2 separate regions of the Homo sapiens genome follow, and region 2 is linked to region 1. The links are chromatin loops, found by intact Hi-C in ENCODE. Cell type or tissue: Panc1. All regions are shown on one strand. Links, peaks and the distances in the headings refer to the core of each region. The heading gives the core; the rest is flanking DNA.

Region 1 (9,145 bases), core at 373-8,372:
CAAGGTCAGAGTCAAGGTGAGAGTGTATGCTTCAGGGTCAAGAGTCATGGTTAAAGGCCAGGTGCAGTGGCTCACACCTGTAGTCCCAGTGCTTTGGGAGGCTAAGGTGGGAGGCTTGCTTGAGGCCAGGGGTTCAAGACCAGCATGGACAACATAGTGAGACCCCATCTCTACAAAAAATACAAAAAAAAATAGCCAGGCATAGTGGCATGCACCTGTGGTCCCAGCTACTCAGGAAGCTGAGGTAGGAGGATCGCTTGAGCTCTGGAGGTCAAAGTTGCTGTGAGCCATGCTGGCACCACTGCACTACAGCCTGGGTGACAGAGCAAGACCCTGCCTCTTTAAAAAAAAAAAAAGTCATAATTATGATCACTGTCTAGGTCAAGTTGAGGATCAAGGGTCAGGGTCATAGTGAGGGTCAGAGTCAACATCATGCTAAGGGAAGGGTCAGTGAAGGTCAATTTCAGGGTAAGGGTCAGGGTAGGATTCAGGTTGAGGGTCAGAGACAGGGTGAAAATTAGGATCAGGTAAAGTTTAGGGTCCAATTCAGCATCAGGATCAGTATAAGAATGAGAATGAGAGGCAATGTCAGTGTGAGAGTCAGGGTCATTGTGAGGGCAAGGTGTCCATTATGATCAGGGGCAAGATGAAGCTAGAGGTGAGGCTCAAGTTCAGGGTCAGCTCTAGGTCAGGTTCAATATGAGGGTGAGGATAAGGGCAGGGTTATGGCTATAATGTTTTACCATTTATTTACAATCTTATTTCTAGTATTAATTCAGATACTGCTAAGCAAAAGAAGGTTATTCTTACTAATTCTAATTTATTTTCCTTCAGGAACAGTAATGGATTTGGGGCACTCTCTGCTTTAGTTATTTTATTTTTATTATTATGAACCATCAGGTTCATATCACCGTCTCTGAAAAATCAAAATATCCCCAATTTTACTTCTTGTAGATTTATAACCAGTCACTTCGTTGATAGTAATATGAGAGCAGAAAGTGCAGGTAACAGATTTTTCTGTCTTAAAAATATTTTTTGCAGCTTCTCAATTGCACAAGCTTATGGAATGGTCGGAATGGAGTTTCAATGTTGAACTTCCCAGTGAGAATCTTTTCTACCTTACACCTGTAATTGGTCATTTTCCTTTGAGCACCTGAGAAGTGCTTAGCTCAGCAGCTCCCATAGCTGGATAGTTATAAAGGTATGGAAAATTCCTCTTCATGAATTGAGCCAAAGCGGCTTCTAACATTCTTTTCAGCTAAGCTGAAAGACAAATACAGTGGTCCCTCCGTATCTGTGGGTTCCGCATCTGTGGATTCAACCAACCAAGGATGGAAAATATTTGGGGAGAAAAATGGATGGTTGCCTCTGTACTGAACATGTACAGGCTTTTTTTCTTGTCGTTACTCCCTAAATAATACAGTGTAACAACTATTTGCACAGCATTGACGTTGTAGTCGGTATTGTAAGTAATCTAGCCATGATGTGAAGTCCACGAAGAGATGTGCGTGGGTTACATGCAAACATTTCGCCATTCTGCATAAGGCACCGGAGCGTTGTGCTGTGCGCTCTCCTAGCGTCCCCCACTCACTTTCCTCCACCCACACACACCAGGCCAGGTCTCTCTTGCAAAGGTGAGGCTGCCGACTACTGTCCCGCCTGAGCGGGCTCTGGTCCTCACTCACAGACTGAGATTTCCTGAGAGGTGCCGTGGAGAAGGCCCCAGACTCTGCCTGGACCACCGACCCCAACCCAGAGGAGCTCGCCGCCTGCTTCCCTGGGAGGCGCCACTCTCCCAAGCTGGATCTAGGGCCGACCACACCCCAGGGTTGGAAGCACCGCTGGGGACACTGAGCGGGTTCCCTTTCCACCCTGATCCAGGCTGCAGAGACCTACAAAACAACAGTCGGTTCACAAGTCCCAGAGGAAAGCTTGCTGGAGGTTGGAACGAGGAGCAATCCCTCTGGGCCCCAAACTTTTCCCGCGTTAGAGAGAACACCGAAAAGGTCCAGAACTGCGCCCTCCAGCTCCCCGCGCGCACCCTGAGCCGCGTCTGATTGCTGTGCGGCGCCTCCTAGCCGCGCCCCCGCCCCGCGCACCCCCGCCCCCGCTCAGCACCCCGGGAACCCCCTCCCCCCGCGCGCCCCCGCCCCGCGCACCCTCCCCCGGAGGGCCCTCCCCTCTGCGCGTGGAGGCTTTTCCTGGAGACTGCGCCGCGGGTCTAACACCTTCATTTCGTTTTTAAAAAGCTCTTGAGTCTGGCCCGTCCCTGGTTCCGCCCAGAGCCCTAAAATAGAGGCTTCGAGTCTGGAGGTCTGGGAGAAAGGGAGCTAGACCGGGAATTGATCTGAGAAGCTTGGGGTGGGGGGAAGGCGGATTCCTCTGCTTCCCAATCCTGGCATCTGCGCCCAGGGATGTTGGAGCCAAAGGGAAGTGGCTTCCCCTCCTGAAATATAAGGGGCGCGCTAAAGGGTTCCCAGGATCCCTTCCAACTCTAAATTCCTGCGATGCCTGGGGCTCCGGGGAGGTATTTTGCGGTAGTCAGAGTCCGAAGATCCTAGAATGTAGTTTGAGCTGGGGCTAAGGACAGGGGATTGAAAAGTCGAGGCGGTGGACCTGGCGCAGGATGAACAAGACTGGGAGACTTCCAACAGTTTCCTCCTCGACAAGCAGGTCACAGGACAATGTCTGGAGGACTTCTATCCCCCTTTCTTGTTTCTGCCACCCCCTCCCCTGCAGCTCTGCACTCTCTCTAGTCCCGCCTTCCTGGCCCTCGTTCAGCCTGTTTTAGTTTAGAATCGCTGCCCGGTGGTCACTCAAGGCTGCTAACCTCTGCTGTAAGGAATTAAGCTTCCAAGAGCATATCTAAGAAGGAGGGCGGAAGGAAAGGGACCGAGTGCCTCCACATGTCAGGACAGACCATGAAAGAGAAGCCAGGAAGTCCAACAAAACCAGCACTGGTCTTTATTGAGGTGTCAGGGTAGAGTGGCAGGAGCACAGCCTAAGGACATGAAGGTCAGAGTTTCTCAGAGAGGAGGGGCTGGGTCCCTGAGCTAGGAGGAGGGCGGTGGGTGACTCGGGAGCTCATGAGACTTCAGGAAGTCCCTGTACTTGGCCAGGAAAGGGTTGGCCAGAGTGTTCAGCTCTTGCCGAAGCTCCTGCAGAGCCTTGTCTCGCTCTTGGGGCTCCCCTGTCACCTGCTGCCTGTAATAGTTGATGTAGAAGTTCATCCAGTCCTCCACCACAGTCACCATGTCTTCTTCAGAGACGAGAGGATCATTGAAGACCTGGGGGGTTGCGGAGAGGCAGTTGGCAAGGGAGAATGTGGTCAGCAATGGGATTCGGGAATACTAGAATAGTGCCACAGCACCAACTCTCACATTCTCTTTCCTCTGCATTGTATCCCGTGTCTCTCGTTGTTTCCATCAACTCCACCATTACTTCACCAGCTCCAATTATCCTCTTCCTCCACTTCCCCGGCACCCCCCAGTCTCCAGGCCAGTCCTTTGAAATGGAAAGCTTGGACTCACCTGCTGATTCAGCAGAACGCTGAACTCCTTCAATCCTGCGGAAATGAGATCCTTATTGGCCTTAAGAAGAGCCATCTGCCTGGGTAGAGAAAAGGGTAGAATTTACATATCTGTTTCCCTCCTCACTGGGTATTTCCCCCAACCCACTTCCTCCCCTTAAAAATCCCTCCTGCCCTGCAGGGCTATCTCCTTTCCAAAACCTTTCACATCCTGCCCTGCTCTGAGGTCACGATTTTCCCAGGTTGGGCTCACCTTCAGGTCTAACAGGCTGTATATGTCTCACCCACACTCTTGAGGGTGCGTGAATCTCTCTGTGCCAAGCTATAGATGTAGGCAAGGAGTCAAGTGTCAGCCTAAGATAGAAACGCCCTGCATCTAGGTCCTGAAGGAGGGTGATAGGTCATTCTAGGGAGGAGAAGAAGGGAGAGGCTTCCCTGAAGGTAGAAAGATAACAAGGCCAAAAAAAAAAAAAAAAAAGATAAATGAGGAAACCCAGGAAATGCAAGAAGGCAAGAGCCAAACCAGGGGCATGTTCCTGCTTTTTGCCCCATATTTCAGTATCCAGGCTCGAAATGCTATGGAAATTGACGTTTACTGAGCCCTATTACATGACAGAGGCTTTTGTGTAATCACAACGATGTGATCGCAATGATTCTCCCAATTCGGAGATGATGTATTAATAGCAGCTTGCATTACATTTATTCATTTGTGCCAAGCACTGTTTCAAACATGTACAAAATATTTATCCTATAAAATTTCTTTTTAGACACATTTTGCAGATAAGCCACCTGTAAGCGTGTGGACTGAACTCCACCACGCTGTGCTCCATAAGAATGGAGATAAATAGCCGGGCGTGGTGGCGGGCACCTGTAGTCTCAGCTACTTGGGAGGCTGAGGCACGAAAATCGCTTGAACCCAGGAGGCAGAGGTTGCAGTGAGCCAAGATCACACCACAGCACTCCAGCCTGGGTGACAGGGCGAGACTCCATCTCAAAAGAAAAAAAAGAATGGAGATGGATTTGTCTTGTTTACTACCCTGTCAACAGGTACCCAATAAAGCAGAAATACTCTTTTTCCTCTTTTTAAATATTTTTCCAGATATTTTCCATTTTCAGTAGATGTTTCTCAAATTTCAAAATCACTATATACTAATTGAAATAATTAAAACAATACAAAAACGTACACTGAAAAACTGAATCATTTTTGCCCCCTCCAAAGTAACCAGCATTAAACATTGTATATTTCCTGTCACTTTTTTTTTCCATTCAAAACCCAACATTCATAGGTGCCTATACACTCATAAAGCTTTGTTGATTTGCCTTTTTGGTTGTAGCATTTTTTAATCAATATACAGCAAAACTGACTTCCTTTTGGTGTACAGTATATTAAATTTTTTTTTTTTGAGAGGGAGTCTCCCTCTGTGGCCCAGGCTGGAGTGCAGTGATGCGATCTCAGCTCACTGCAAACTTTACCTCCCAGGTTCAGGCGATTCTCCTGCCTCAGCCTCCCAAGTAGCTGGGATTACAGGCGTGCATCACCACGCCTAGCTAATTTTTGTATTTTAGTAGAGATGGGGTTTCACCATGTTGGCCAGGCTAGTCTCGAACTCCTGACCTCAAGTGATCGACCCACCTTGGCCTCCCAAAGTGCTGGGATTACAGGTGTGAGCTACCGCATCTGGCCTAGTTTATTAATTTTATAACAGATTTGTGTAACTACAAACGCAGTTAAGATACAGAATGTTTCTGTCACCCAAAAACCACTCCTTCACGTTACCCTTTTGTAGCCACCCCTACCCTCACCCATAACTTCTGGCAACCACTTATCTGTTCATCACTACAGTTAAGCCTTTTTCAGGATGTCATATAAATGGAATCATACAGTATGTAACCTTTGAGACTGACTTTTTTTGGTCAGCATGATGTTCTTGAGCTCCATCCAAGTTGTCACAAGTGTCAGTGGACACATTGCATTGTATGGATGCACTGTAGTTTGTTCATTCAGCCACGGAAGGACATCTGGATTGTTTGTACTTTGGGGCAAGTGTGAATAGAGTTGCTATAAACATTTGTGTACAGGTTTCCATGTGAACATGTTTTCATTTATATAGGGTGGAAAGTATGTGTTACCGGCCAGGCACGGTGGCTCCCATCTGTGATCCCAGCACTTTGGGAGGTCAAGGCAGGCAGATCACTTGAGGTCAGGAGTTCGAGACCATCCTGGCTAACATGGCGAAACCCCCTCTCTACTAAAAATACAAAAATTAGCCAGACATGGTGGCATGCACCTGTAATCCCAGCTACTTGGGAGGCTGAGGCAGGAGAATCGCTTGAACCCAGGAGGAAGAGGCCGCAGTGAGCGAAGATCACGCCACTGCACTCCAGCCTGGGTGACAGAGTGAGACCTTGTCTCTAAATAAATAAATAAATAAATAAATTTATTATCTTACAGACTTAGAGGTCAGAAATCTAAAATGAGACTCACTAGGCTAAAATTAAGTTGTCCTCTAGGCTGTGTTCCCCTTGGAATCTCTGAAAAAGAGTTCTTTTTCTTTCCTCTTCTAGTCTATAGAAGAACCCACATTCTTTCACTCCTGGTCCCTTTCCAGCTTGAAAGCCAGCAATGACCACCAGGTCCAGTCTTTCTCACATCACACCAGGCCGACTGTCTCCTACATCCTTTCACTTCTAAATAATTTTTCTTAAATATTTCTTTAAAAATAATTCATTACCAGATGGGAAAGATCAAGATCCCAATGCCCTTCCAAAGCTCATTAAGGAAAAGTTTCAGGAAGGTCTCTGGTACATGCCAGGAAACTCAAAAGAGATGGTGCTGCCTCAGATGGCTTAGAAGACCATGCTGCCAAGAACACATCTAACATTGAAGCCACGCACAGTGGCTCATGCCTGTAAGAGGCAGAGACGGCAGGATCGTCTGAGCCCAAGGGTTCAAGACCAGCCTGGGCAACATAGTGAGACCCCATCTTTTAAAAAAAAAAGGAAAAAAAAATCTAATTTTGTTCATTCCTCAAAATTTCCTGGCACAGTTGGAACTAATCTAACTACCTGGACTATAATGAATTGCAGAGTAAAATTAGTGAGATGTAGTGAAGAATTGAAGTCTCCTCCCTCAACCAGTGTCTTGAGAATAGCAGGGGAAACTGATTCCCTTTCAGCATGCTAGATACATCAATAAAGGAAGGGTTGAACGTGAGATTACAAAAACACATTTGCTAAAGAATTGTAGAAAACCAGGATCACAAACTCATTCTGCAACAGAAAAATAAAGCACTGCTGATTTACAGAGGAATTCACTTCTGGTGATGTCTCTTAAAAATTAAGAAACCTAATAGGAACTCCCTCATCGAGGCAGGCTCTGCTTCAGCTGAACAAGAAATTAGCCAGAGGGAGGAAAAGAGAACTGTTTGGACTTCCAGGAAGGCCTCTCCTTCCACCGAGAGGACTGCAATGAAGACCTCAATCATCAGGGAAAGAAGAGCCTTCTCCAGAAATCTGATTGGAATTGATGACCCAAATCCCACTCAGTCAACGCAAAACCCTGACTTGCTCGTGGCAGTACCAGGTTGGAGTCAGGGCAAAAAGGTTGTAGATTTCATGTTACATAGTTTGGCCCATGGTTTCCCCTGTGAACATTTTGGGAGGGAGGTGAGAGCTGAACTGGTTAGGTGGAACCTTGGTCTTATTTCCTGGAGATGTGACGTTTTTGGGGCCTGTTCCTGCTGTGACTGGCACAGCAATCAGGACCTGCAGCCTCCAGAGGGTCCCAGGGCTGGGGAGGAGACATGAGCCTTGCGCATCTGAAGGTCAGCGTCTTGGCAGCATGGCTACTCGCAAGAGGGAGGAGCTCACTCTGGATCCATTCGAGAGAGACTTGTCCCTTCCCCCTCTTCTGCCCCACCCCTGGGCCACTTTCCTGTCCCCTGACTCCCACTTGACTTTGTTTTCACTAATTGGAGCTTAGCTCAGAAAATGGAGGGGGCTGAAGTTATAGGTTATGGGAGGGGAAATTTAAGTTTGGGAAGACAGAGGCTCCCTTGATTGGCACTATCAGCCACATCTGCAGCCACATGAGGGTCTCAATGCTGGGGCAGGGGGCAGTGAGACTGGCCAGGAACCTGAGTCCCCCGGGGACTCGCAGACACCTGCCCCACACATCCTGAGTGTGCTGAGGGAGACCCAGCCGAGATCAGCTGTGCTCCTGGGTAGGTGAGAGCAGGCCCTGCAGGGGGCCCAGTCCACCCAGGAAGGATGCCCAGAGTGGCTGAGTGTGCACCTCCCTCTTCTGCCTCTCCTTTTCCGCTGCAAGCAAGACCGGGGGTCAGGAGTTACAGGTGCCAGAGTCCAGAACGGGCCCCTCCTCCCCAGCAATGTGGGTGGGGTCAGGGGCTCAGGTCAAATTCAAGGAAAATCTTCAAGCCACATGGTGTAGAGCCAAAGCTAAAGAGGCCGCCCTAATAATAGACAGCAGCAGCCCCTTACAGATATGCTCAGACTCATAGGGTCTCAAAATGCAATTCTCCACAGTAGAAAGGACATCTGCCCTGACAGAAGACTGCACTCCTAGATAAACAGGGGTCATCTGGCCCATTATTTAAAGGTAGACCCGTATGTTCAGATTATGTTAGTGGAATAAAATTCATGACATGAACATTTTCTTTGGAAAGAAACATCCCTTAAATGGCTCCTGGAGCCTAAAACATCCTCTGGAACTCCCTTGAGGCCATGTACGTCATGACTGCTAAAATTATGATGAGAACCAAGTCTTATTTTCCTACAGGTAAATAGAACAAATGGAGACAAAGGCCTGGGCAGCCCCACTGCATGTTTCAGGAGGAAAAGTAATGTCAGCTAGGGATTCTTTCCTTTAACTGTCTTCAAATTCTTTCATCCAATCCTTCTAAAGAATCTTTGTGTATACTCCCACACAAGTTTTGTAGACATTTATTTTTGCCTCATACATTTAAATCATAGCAAAGGCTTTTAATTGTGACAGGATCCAAACACATTTAAACAAACCGCACATCGCTCTTTTGAATGTGTCCAACACAATGTTAATGGGGTGGTGATTTGGCCCTGACCACTATATATTTTTTTAAAAACCAAACAGGTTTTTCCTTAGCAGCTGGGAGTTTTACAACATGCCTTTTACTTCTTGAACTTGTATTTCTATTCCACTATCCCCACTTAACTTTATCCTAAGATAACTCACATGCTTTTGTGCTTGTATTTTGTTCACTCCCATTCTACTTACTTGCAACTTCTCTCATGTGCTGTGTCTTTCTGTTGGTCTCTCTGTCTCACTCTCTCTCTGTATAAATACATGGATAGACAGCTCTGACATATATATTCAAGAGGAAATTTATATATATATATAACATATATAGACACATATTTAGTAAAATGCGGTTTACCAAAGTGAATGTTTCAAATTTTAATAAATATTTATGAAACAGAAATTCCAATTGTATTGGAAATAAATCCTCTAATCAGATGGATGGCATAGAATTGAGGGAATTGTTGAAGGGTCCCTATTCTGGTGGTCTGGGACAACGCCCCTTGTAAATTTCAGGCAGGTGAGATTGGCAATTGGGAGAA
Region 2 (9,145 bases), core at 407-8,406, 49 kb after region 1:
AATCATTTTCAAATCCAAGTCTGACAGGGTCACTCGCCCTCCTCAGGAACCCTCCATAGCTCTTAGTACAAGCTCTTCAGCCTGATTTCCAATCCTGGTCATGCCCCAATTCCCGCTCATCCTTCCCCCTGCTTCTCCAAACCAAATCTAGAGGAAATCAGAAATCCTTTCCCACTCCTTTAACCTACCCAGCCCAGATTTTTGCTTTTTGCTTTTTTTGACCAGATATTTTATCCCCACCAAATCCTTGCACAAACTGTGTCTTCTGTTTAGAGCACTTCCCTGTCTCCCAAATGGCCAACTCCTACTCAGCTTTCAGTACCCAGCCTGTGTCGCCTCTTCAAGAAAGACTTCTCTGACATTTCTGATGTAGTTCTGAGCACACTGTGTGGCCCTTGCCTGGGTCCAGGTCTGTCTTCCCAACAAACTAGTGTCTCCTCAAGAGTAGGACTGGCTGGGTGTGGGGGCTCATGCCTGTAATCCTAGCACTTTGGGAGGCTGCAGCAGGAGGCTCACTTGAGCTCAGGAGTTTGAAACCAGCCTGGGCAGCGGAGTGAGACCTCATCTCTTAAAAAATAAATAAATAAAAATTAAAAAGAGCAGGACTGATCTGATTCATCCCTGGAGTCTCATTTCTCAGCACAGGACTGGATTCAAGAAGGGAGAGGCTGGTTAATATCTGTATGTCTACCTTTCTAGAAGAATTGACCAGACTTGGATGTCAGGAGACAGTCGAAGGAAAGTCCTGCCTGATTATGGCAGCGATGGTCATCCCGGAGATGGGGAACAGAGAAAAATGCTTTGAGTGTAATATGACAGAGTTTGGATGAAGGAGTTCCTTAGCTTGTATTCCTCTAAAAGGAGACCCTGAGATGAGAATTTGTGTGCAACGACTTTCCTGAGGAGGTGATTCCAGTATGGACTGTGATGGTGTAGGGAAGAGAAATGAAACAAGGAGAAAAACCAACAAAGCATGTGTTTCTTTGTTTTGAGACAGGGTCTTGCTGTGTCACCAAAGCTGGAGTACAGTGGTGTGATCACAGCTCACTGCAGCCTCGACCTCCTGGGCTCAAGGGATCCTCCCACCTCAGCTTCCCAAATAGCTGGAACTACGGGCACGCCACAACACTTGGCTAATTTTTGTATTTTTTATACAGATGGGGTTTCACTGTGTTGCCCAGGCTGGTCTCAAAATCCTGAGCCAAACTGCCTCAGCCTCCCGAAGTGCTGGGATTACAGGTGTGAGCCACCACGCCTGGCGTAAGGGTGTGTCATTTGTCAGGTTACCACAAAGAGCAGTTGGAGCCTCATCCCAAAAAGGACACTCTGAGACACTGTGAAGAACACCCCATAGCAATGTTCCTTGAGGGGCCAGGTGGTTGGGGTATCTATTCCCTGATTTGTGTCTGTCACTGGCTAAAAGCTGCAGAAATGTCCACACACTTCAGGCCTGCTGAGAACACGGAGCACACTCCCTCCTCCCAAGAACAGCCTCAGACAAGAAACTCCAGAAGGAGCTGCAAGTCAGGGTATCTGGAAACTGTCACAGTATATGACTTCCAAGGTGGGCCATGCAGGTATATGGGTGGGGCACCCACAGTGTCTGCTTCAGAGGGTGATGAGTTTAAAGTGCCTGAGAGAAATCCAGTGCCAAGTGTCAGAGGACACGTGTGTGTTACAGACATTTCAGATAAGGTCCCTTCACCACGGCCGTCAAAGGCCTTCATGATGTGACATCTCCTTCCTCTTTGGCCTCCCCATTGCTGGCTCCAGTCCAGCCACAGTGGCCTTCTTTCTTCCAAGGCATCAGACTCTCTCCTCCTCCCTGGCCTTTGCACCTGCTTCCTGTCTGCCGGGAATGCTCTCCTTGGCGCCTTGCACAGCTGGCTCCTTCTCCATGTTCGGCTCTCAGCTGAGACCTTACATTTTACTACCTGGTGAAAGTAATCTCTTCCCCACCTCCCCTAACTTAGTTCTCTATTTCATCCATTGTACTCTCTCTCTTTCCTTCCTTCCTGGTTCCTTCCTTCATTAACAAACACGTATGGAGACTGGCTATGTACTGGACCTGTTCTAGACACCAGGGAGAAAATGGTCAGCAAAACAAATGCACTGCCTGCTCTCGGGAGCTTCTGTTCCGGTTGCAGAATCAGACAGAAGCCAGAAACAATAAGGTCCAGGTGTGGTGGCTCATGCCTGTAATCCCAGCATTTTTGGAGGCTGAGGCAGGGGAATCACCTGAGGTCAGGAGTTCGAGACCAGCCTGGCCAACAAAGTGAAACCCCGTCTTTACTAAAGATATAAAAATTAGGGCTGGGTGCAGTGGCTCACGCCTGTAATCCCAGCACTTTGGGAGGCCAAGGCGGGTGAATCACCTGAGGTCAGGAGTTCGAGATCAGCCCGACCAACATGGAGAAACCCCGTCTCTACTAAAAATACAAAATTAGCCGGGTGTGGTGGTGCATGCCTCTAATCCCAGATACTCGGGAGGCTGAAGCAGGAGAATCTCTTGAACCCGGGAGGCAGAGGTTGCAGTGAGCTGAGATCACGCCATTGCACTCCAGCCTGGGCAACAAGAGCGAAACTCCATCTCAGAAAAAAAGTAGCCAGGAGTGGTGGCACAAGCCTGTAATCCCAGCTACTCAGGAGGCTGAGGCAAGAGAATCGCTTGAACCCAGAGGTTCAACCTCAGGAGGCAGAAGTTGCAGTGAGCCCAGATGGCACCACTGCACCCCAGCCTGGGCAACAGAGCGAAACTCTGTCTCAAAAAAACAAAAACAAAAACTCCTACTTGCAAGAGCACTGCATGCTAGGAAGGAACTAGGGAGGGGCCGTGGCACGGAAACCAGGGAAGCATTGGCTTTAGCTAGGCGGTCGGGAAGGTACCGCTCCTTCATCACGCATGTCACCTTTGTACTTGGCTGTCATCTGTCTCCGCTACTAGACTTCAGCTCCCTGAAAGCAAGGGTCATAGCTGCTTGGTTCCCCATTGTCTCCCCAGAGCCTGGCACAGGAGTGCTCAATAAATATTTGGTGAATGAATGAATGCCAATTTGGGCATCCTCAAGATAGGGAGGTGATTACAGGCTGGGGTTGGGGGTACATTCTTTGGGGAGAATATGTGGAAGGGGAAGAGCAGGAGACCTGGGAAGACCATGGGAGAGGAGCCTTAGAGAGGAAGAGATCTGGGGGCCTGGGAGAGGCTGGGGCCATGGACGCCTCACCTTTTCCTTGTGCCCATACATGCTCCCTGCGGCTTCTAGCTCTTCCTGATGAGCTGGAAAGGGCTCTGAGGACCTATCATTTCCAGCACCAGAGGTCCCTAGAGTCTAGACCCAGGGGACCACCCTGGGACTTAGGGACTCAGATGGAACCTGAACTTCTTCACACCTGAAACCCTTGGCTCCATCTTCCACACCTGAAAACCCCTGGCCCCATCCTTCTCTGCTAGGACTTGGCTCAGGTCTTGGGTGTCAGTTACTCCAGGATGCATCCCTTGACTCCCAGTCTGGGTTAAGAAGCCACCTTCTGGCTTCTACAGCCCCCAGTGCTTCCCTCAGTCACAACCTGGCCACACCAAGTGTCATCCTCTGTCCAGGTATCTGCCTCCTCAGCCTGGGGCTCTCCAGGGCAGTGAGCCTGACTCATCTCTGGACCCAGCACCACCCAGCACAGGGCTAGGCCGGGAGAAGCCTCAGGTGGTGGCAGACAGGCCAGCAGGGACAGTAAGTAATGGCTCTGAGTGCGCTGATTGTTCTGCCTTGACTGGGACACCTGGGGGTGGGAGTGAGAAAGGGTTAAGCTGAGGCCGTAACTACATGAAACATTCAGGTGATCCAAGATGTTGTGGGTCAATAGTAAGAGGGAAGCTGTACCTTAGTGCCCAGAACCAAAAGGTGAGCACAGCTGGCACTCTGAATAGAGCTCCATCCCTCAAGGCCCTTTAATAGGAGAAAAAATCTGGGAACCAAAGGCAGTGCAGGAGGGGAGCAGATTAAGTTCTTTCTCTCTCCTTCCTTCCTTCCTTCTTCCTTTCTCTTTCTTTCTTCCTTTCTTTTCTTTCTTTTTTTTTTTTTTTTTTTTTTTTTTGAGACGGAGTCTCGCTCTGTTGCCCAGGCTGGAGTGCAGTGGCGTGATCTCGGCTCACTGCAACCTCTGCCTCCCAAGTTCAATTGATTCTCCTGCCTCAGCCTCCAGAGAAGCTGGGATTACAAGCGTGTGCCACCATACCCAGCTAATTTTTGTATTTGTAGTAGAGACGGGGTTTCCCCATGTTGGCCAGGCTGGTCTCAAACTCCTGGCCTCAAGTGATTCACCCGCCCTGGCCTCCCACAGTGCCAGGATTACAGGCATGAACCACTGTAAGCGCTTATTTCAAGAATAAAGGGAAGGGCGGGCACAGTGGCTCACACCTGCAATCCCAGTACTTTGGGAGGCCAAGGCGGGAGGATCGCTCAAGACCAGGAGTTCGAGGTTGCAGTGAGCTATGGCACCACTGTACTCCAGCCTGGGCGACAAAGTGAGACCTCATCTCTTAGGACAAAACAAAACAAAACAAAATATAGAACTGAAGAAAGAGTAATGAGGGCGGGAATATTCGGTGGGGCCCCAGTTGGAGCTCTTGTCCTGGCTCTGCCACTATCTGTACAGTCCTGCGCGAGTCGCCACACTTTCCAGCCTCAGGCTCATCTGATACTTGAAGTAGGAAGTGCAGGAGTGGCTACCTGCAAGGGCTGAGGCTGCAGGTCCCGCTGCGGCCACAGGGCAGTGACCTAGAGACGGCCGGGGACAGAGCCAGCGCGGGGGTGGGGAGTCAGGGCCAAGCTCCTGCGCGCATTCAGAGACAGCACCAGGGAGAGGTGGAATGCGTGTGTTTATGTAGGTAGAAAAAGTGCACAGAACAGTGAGGGTGCAGGGAGCAAGGACGTCCTGGCCTGGCCTCCGATTCGCTGGAATTGCAAGGACCCTCCCCCAGTAAGGGGGCTCCCTCAAGGGTGGGAATAGAGTGGAGGCCCGCACGGGAGTTCTTGTCTGTGTGCAATCCACTTTGTGGGCGTGTGGGTTTAGGTCTGGCTGGGCCGTTTCTGAACTTGACCCCTGAGGACTCATAGTACCTTAGGGGCGGGGCTCTCCAGTGGGTGGGGCCTCCCGCTCTGAGAGCAAGGCCTCGGGGTCTGGAGGACCCGGCTTTTCCGGGAGGGCGCGGCCTCCGGGGGAGAGGGCGAGCCGAGCGGGCTGTCAGCCGAAGAGCTTCAGGAAGCAGGGCTGGCAGTAGGGCTTGCCGGCGCGCTCCTGGAAGGACCCCTTGGTGAGCGGGCGCAGGCAGAAGGTGCATGTGAAGTGGTCCGGGTGGAAGCGGCGACCCAGGGCCGACACGCAGCGGCCGGTCACAGGGAGGCCACACGTGGCGCACAGCGAGCCGCGTCGTGCGTGGAAGTGGTTCTCGCACAACGGGCGGCCCTCGTGCTCGAAAAAGCTGCCTCCCGAGAAGGGCGCGAAGCATTCCTGGGGAAGGGAAGCCGCGAAAGAGGACAGACAGGTCAGCGGCCACTGCCAGACAACGCGCGTTACTAGCGGATAACGCCCTGGGACCCCGCAGCCCGCCCTAGACGCGAAGAATCCCGTCCGGTGGGACCCTGCCCGGAAAACTCGCCCCACCCGAGGTTCCTAGCAGCACCTCCCGTGACCCGCCCCCCCGAGGGCCCGCCCCCTGCCCTGCACCCTTGACCCGCCCCTCCAAGGCCCCGCCCCACAGCCCTGTACCCTTGACCCGCCCCTCCAACGCCCCGCCCCGCAGCTCGCACCCTGCAGACGAAACAGTCCGGGTGCCAGAGCGCGCTGAGCGCCGAGATGTAGTTATCCAGGATGGGGCCCTGGCAGCCCTGGCAGCGCGGGGCGAACAGCTGCAGGAAGTCCCGGCGGCAGTAGGGGCGGCCCTCGCGCTCGTGGAAACCTAGGAGAGGGAACCGAGTGGGCTGAAAGCAAAGGGTGCGGGCGGGACGGGGGACCCACAAGACCTGAGATCTGGGGCCGAAGGAGGGGCAGTCCGAGGGAGCCTTGGGGAAGGAGGAGCCGGGTCTATGGCGGGACAGAGCGGGGAGGGCTCGGGTCCGGAGTCTGTGTAGGAGAGGGCAGGGCCAGAAGAGAGCAGAAGGAAAACCATGGCCCTGAGGACTCCGGAGGTCGGAGGGGCTGGGGCGAGACGTCGAGGGGACCCGCAGCTTTTAAGATGGGAGTCGAGTTCACTCTCACCCTCATCTCCGAAGGGCTCCCCGCAACTGACGCAGCAGAAATGCTCTGGGTGCCAGTGAGTGCCCAAGGCGGTCACCATCTTCTGCAGGGAGGGAGAGGGCACTCAGCGCGGCCTCCGTGCCTTCGCGCCTTCCTCTCCCGCGCGGAACCCGGGTGACTGGACTAAGGCATGCGTGGGGGGAGGGGGAGAAGATCTAACTAGGAACGTGGGGGTCAGAAAGGAAGAGTGGAGTCCAAGGGGCCGTGGACATTGCCAAGGGGAAGGGGTAGGGGTGGAGTGGGGTATCGCGGGTGGGGCGGGACCCATGCGGTGGAGGCCCGTCCCACAGCTCTCCTGGTGAGATAGGGCGGGCTCGGTGCGGCCGGGCGGGGCTCACGTGTCGGATGGGCTGGTTGCAGAAGCCACATCTTGGCGAGAAGCGCTCAAAGTAGCACTCGGGGCAGAAGGGGGCTCCATCCTTCTCGAAGAAGCTGCTGCCTCCCAGGGCGGTGGAACAGCCTCCGCAAACGAAGTGCTCGGGGTGCCAGGCGCGGCCCAGAGCCGTCACCACCTGCGAGTGGGAGGTGAGGCGGGTCAGAGCGGCTCTGACAACCACATGCCCAGTGAGGCAAGATTTACGCGGCGTTTTTCGAGTCCTCTCTGAGCGATCAGAATAAAGAATCCAGTGTTCGAGATCACGCAGCCTGTAAGCGATGGAGATCTAGCTCCCGTGTTCCGTCTTCCAGCTGCGCTCCAGGATTGACCTATACATGAGGCACAGCAGGCACAGCGCCTGGAGCCCACAATACATTTAGGGGCCCATAAAAACGTTTTAATTTTTTTAAAATCAAAATACGATCAGGCTGGGTGGCTCGTGCCTCTAATCCTAGCATTTGGGAGGCTGAGGTGGGAGGATTACTTGAGTCCAGGAGTTTGAGACCAGCCTGGGCAACATGGCGAAGCCCCATCTCTACAATAAATAAATAAAATTAGCTGGGCGAGGTGGCGGGCGCCTTTAGTCCCAGCTACTCGGGAGGCTGAGCTGGGAGGATCACTTGAGCCCAGAAGGTCGAGGCTGCAGTGAGCCACAATCGCACCACTGCACTCCAGCTTGGGTCACAAGAGTGAGAATTTGCCTCAAAATAAATAAGAGGGAGGAAGTGAAAAATCCGTTTTTAAAAATTCAGAATAAAAAAATGAACTAGAAGAAAATGCTGTAATACACAATAATAACATACCCATCTTTACACCAACACAGACATAAAAATCTATTTATTTTAATGGACGAAGGGACTCATGAAGATGAAAGTGCCTATGATCCACAAAAGTCACAATGCCACCCTCCTTTGCTGAGATGGGCAATTCTGGGCTGGGAGTCAGGTACTTGATCTAGCAGGGGGCACTAGGTTAACCCCTAGGCACAGCTGTTGTCAATCACATCTGCTCAGTCAATAAAACAAGGACCAGTGAACCCAGTCCAGACTCTGACGGAGGAAGAGAGAGCCTTTGTAGATGCCTGAGAGATATTGGGTGGAGCCACAGAGTGTTTTGTGAAGATCAGATGAGATGAGGGTTTGTAAAGGAGCTGGCACAGTGCCTGGCACACAGTAGGACCACAATAAATGGTAACATGGTTGGAATTTTCACCCTACCACTAACCTGCTGTGTGGTTCAGAGCTTCAGTTTCCTCATCCATAAAACATAAGTAATAATGATACCCACTTCCCAGATTAACTTACTAAAAGGGAACAGCATAAAGCCCAGCTCTCACTAAAGATGGGTCTGTGACAGGTCTCTGCCTCCCTTCTCACAAGGCTCCACTTACTTGCCCAGCAATAGGTTTATTGCAGGAGCCACAGAGGCCTTTGGCCTGGGTGGGAACACCCCGGCGGCTGAGGTCGGACTGCAGCAGCCCCAGCATGGTGTCTAGGCTGCCCTTGCCAGTCGGCTCTGGTGGGGATGGGGAGCCCTCATTTGTGGAGCTCACCACCGGTGGCTGAGTTGGCCCAGAGGCTGGAAGCTGCAGCGGGGAGGACATGAGAATTGAGTCAGCAAAGCAGCAGATGTGGAATTGTCTAGAAGGGGTTGGGGAGCCACAAATGGACACTGGCCCACTGCCCAACTCACATGGTTTTGAACGCGGAAGTCAGAGAGTGAGGCCATCAGTCTATCCAGCTCCAGAGTGGCTGAGGTGGCAGAAGCCTTTGGGAGGCCAGGAGACGGGCTGGAAGGGCTGTGAAGAACATGCTTGTGTCATCTCAGAGCCTCCCAGAGCAACGCTCCCTCTAGTGACTCAGATATCCAGGACTCATCTCTCAGCCCTGACAACGACGCCAAACTCACAGGCTGGGTCTTTTCTTATCTTCAGACTGGTCCTCCTTCTGCTCTCCTGAAGCCACCTTGCTAGATGGGAACTGAGACATGATTTCATCTGGAGAGAGGAGAGGAGGACGCTACATATAGGGCCATGCTCAACGCACCCTCACACTTGAGGCTTTAGGTCCCTTTAACTGCTACTCTGGGAAGTGTATTCCTCTTAGTCTCTGCCCCACCCTTCCCTCCCCTGCCCCTATCGCATCAAGGCCTCTCTCAGTCACCCTGGTACCTGTGATGTTGAACTGAGTGGCATTAAGTTCCTGAAGCAACCGATCTAGCTCACAGAGCCCGGTACCCAAGACACCGCTGGAAGAGGAGAATGGAGGGGCCGCCGGGGCTGCAGGCTTTGGGGACCGAGGCTTGCATACCGTGCTGGGAAGCAGAGTGGGAGCCTGGGTTCAGGGGTGGGGAATCCAAGCCTCCTCACCTGAGACTCAGTTGGCCCCCATGCCCTGGTTTCCAGGCCCCTCACCTGTACAGGTGGTCCTTGTCCCCCGAGGCTCCTGAAGACTCCCCAGACCCTGTCTACAGAGCGGA

The links. Hi-C counts contacts between places; a loop is a spot of excess contacts. Peaks named below come from ENCODE experiments on the same cell type or tissue, not always from the same donor. Only the 100,000 strongest peaks of a DNase experiment are listed, where the experiment ranks them.
Region 2: a loop joins it to region 1, with 8 times the contacts of the local background. A loop is called at or near these places in 3 of 110 quality-filtered maps.

The regions. Positions count from the first base shown.
Region 1 is chr16:31,522,600-31,531,744 of GRCh38, reverse strand. AHSP (alpha hemoglobin stabilizing protein) reads right to left here and starts at 3,845. Exons shown (of 3, transcript NM_016633.4): 1 at 3,783-3,845; 2 at 3,531-3,609; 3 at 2,942-3,287. The coding sequence starts at 3,605. The coding sequence ends at 3,054. In Panc1, for the core only: no CTCF peak of the experiment used is centred there; no DNase peak of the experiment used is centred there; H3K4me3 peaks cover 1,305 bases; H3K27me3 peaks cover 638 bases.
Region 2 is chr16:31,473,670-31,482,814 of GRCh38, reverse strand. TGFB1I1 (transforming growth factor beta 1 induced transcript 1) reads right to left here. Exons shown (of 11, transcript NM_001042454.3): 3 at 9,081-9,133; 4 at 8,838-8,980; 5 at 8,576-8,663; 6 at 8,360-8,465; 7 at 8,058-8,252; 8 at 6,630-6,803; 9 at 6,253-6,334; 10 at 5,805-5,953; 11 at 4,857-5,505. The coding sequence ends at 5,239. Among named protein-coding and RNA genes, the nearest start is that of SLC5A2, 4.9 kb to the left of the region's middle. RefSeq lists a silencer at 5,689-5,778 and enhancers at 5,072-5,804, 5,805-6,536, 6,537-7,269. In Panc1, for the core only: no CTCF peak of the experiment used is centred there; no DNase peak of the experiment used is centred there; H3K4me3 peaks cover 1,573 bases; H3K27ac peaks cover 367 bases.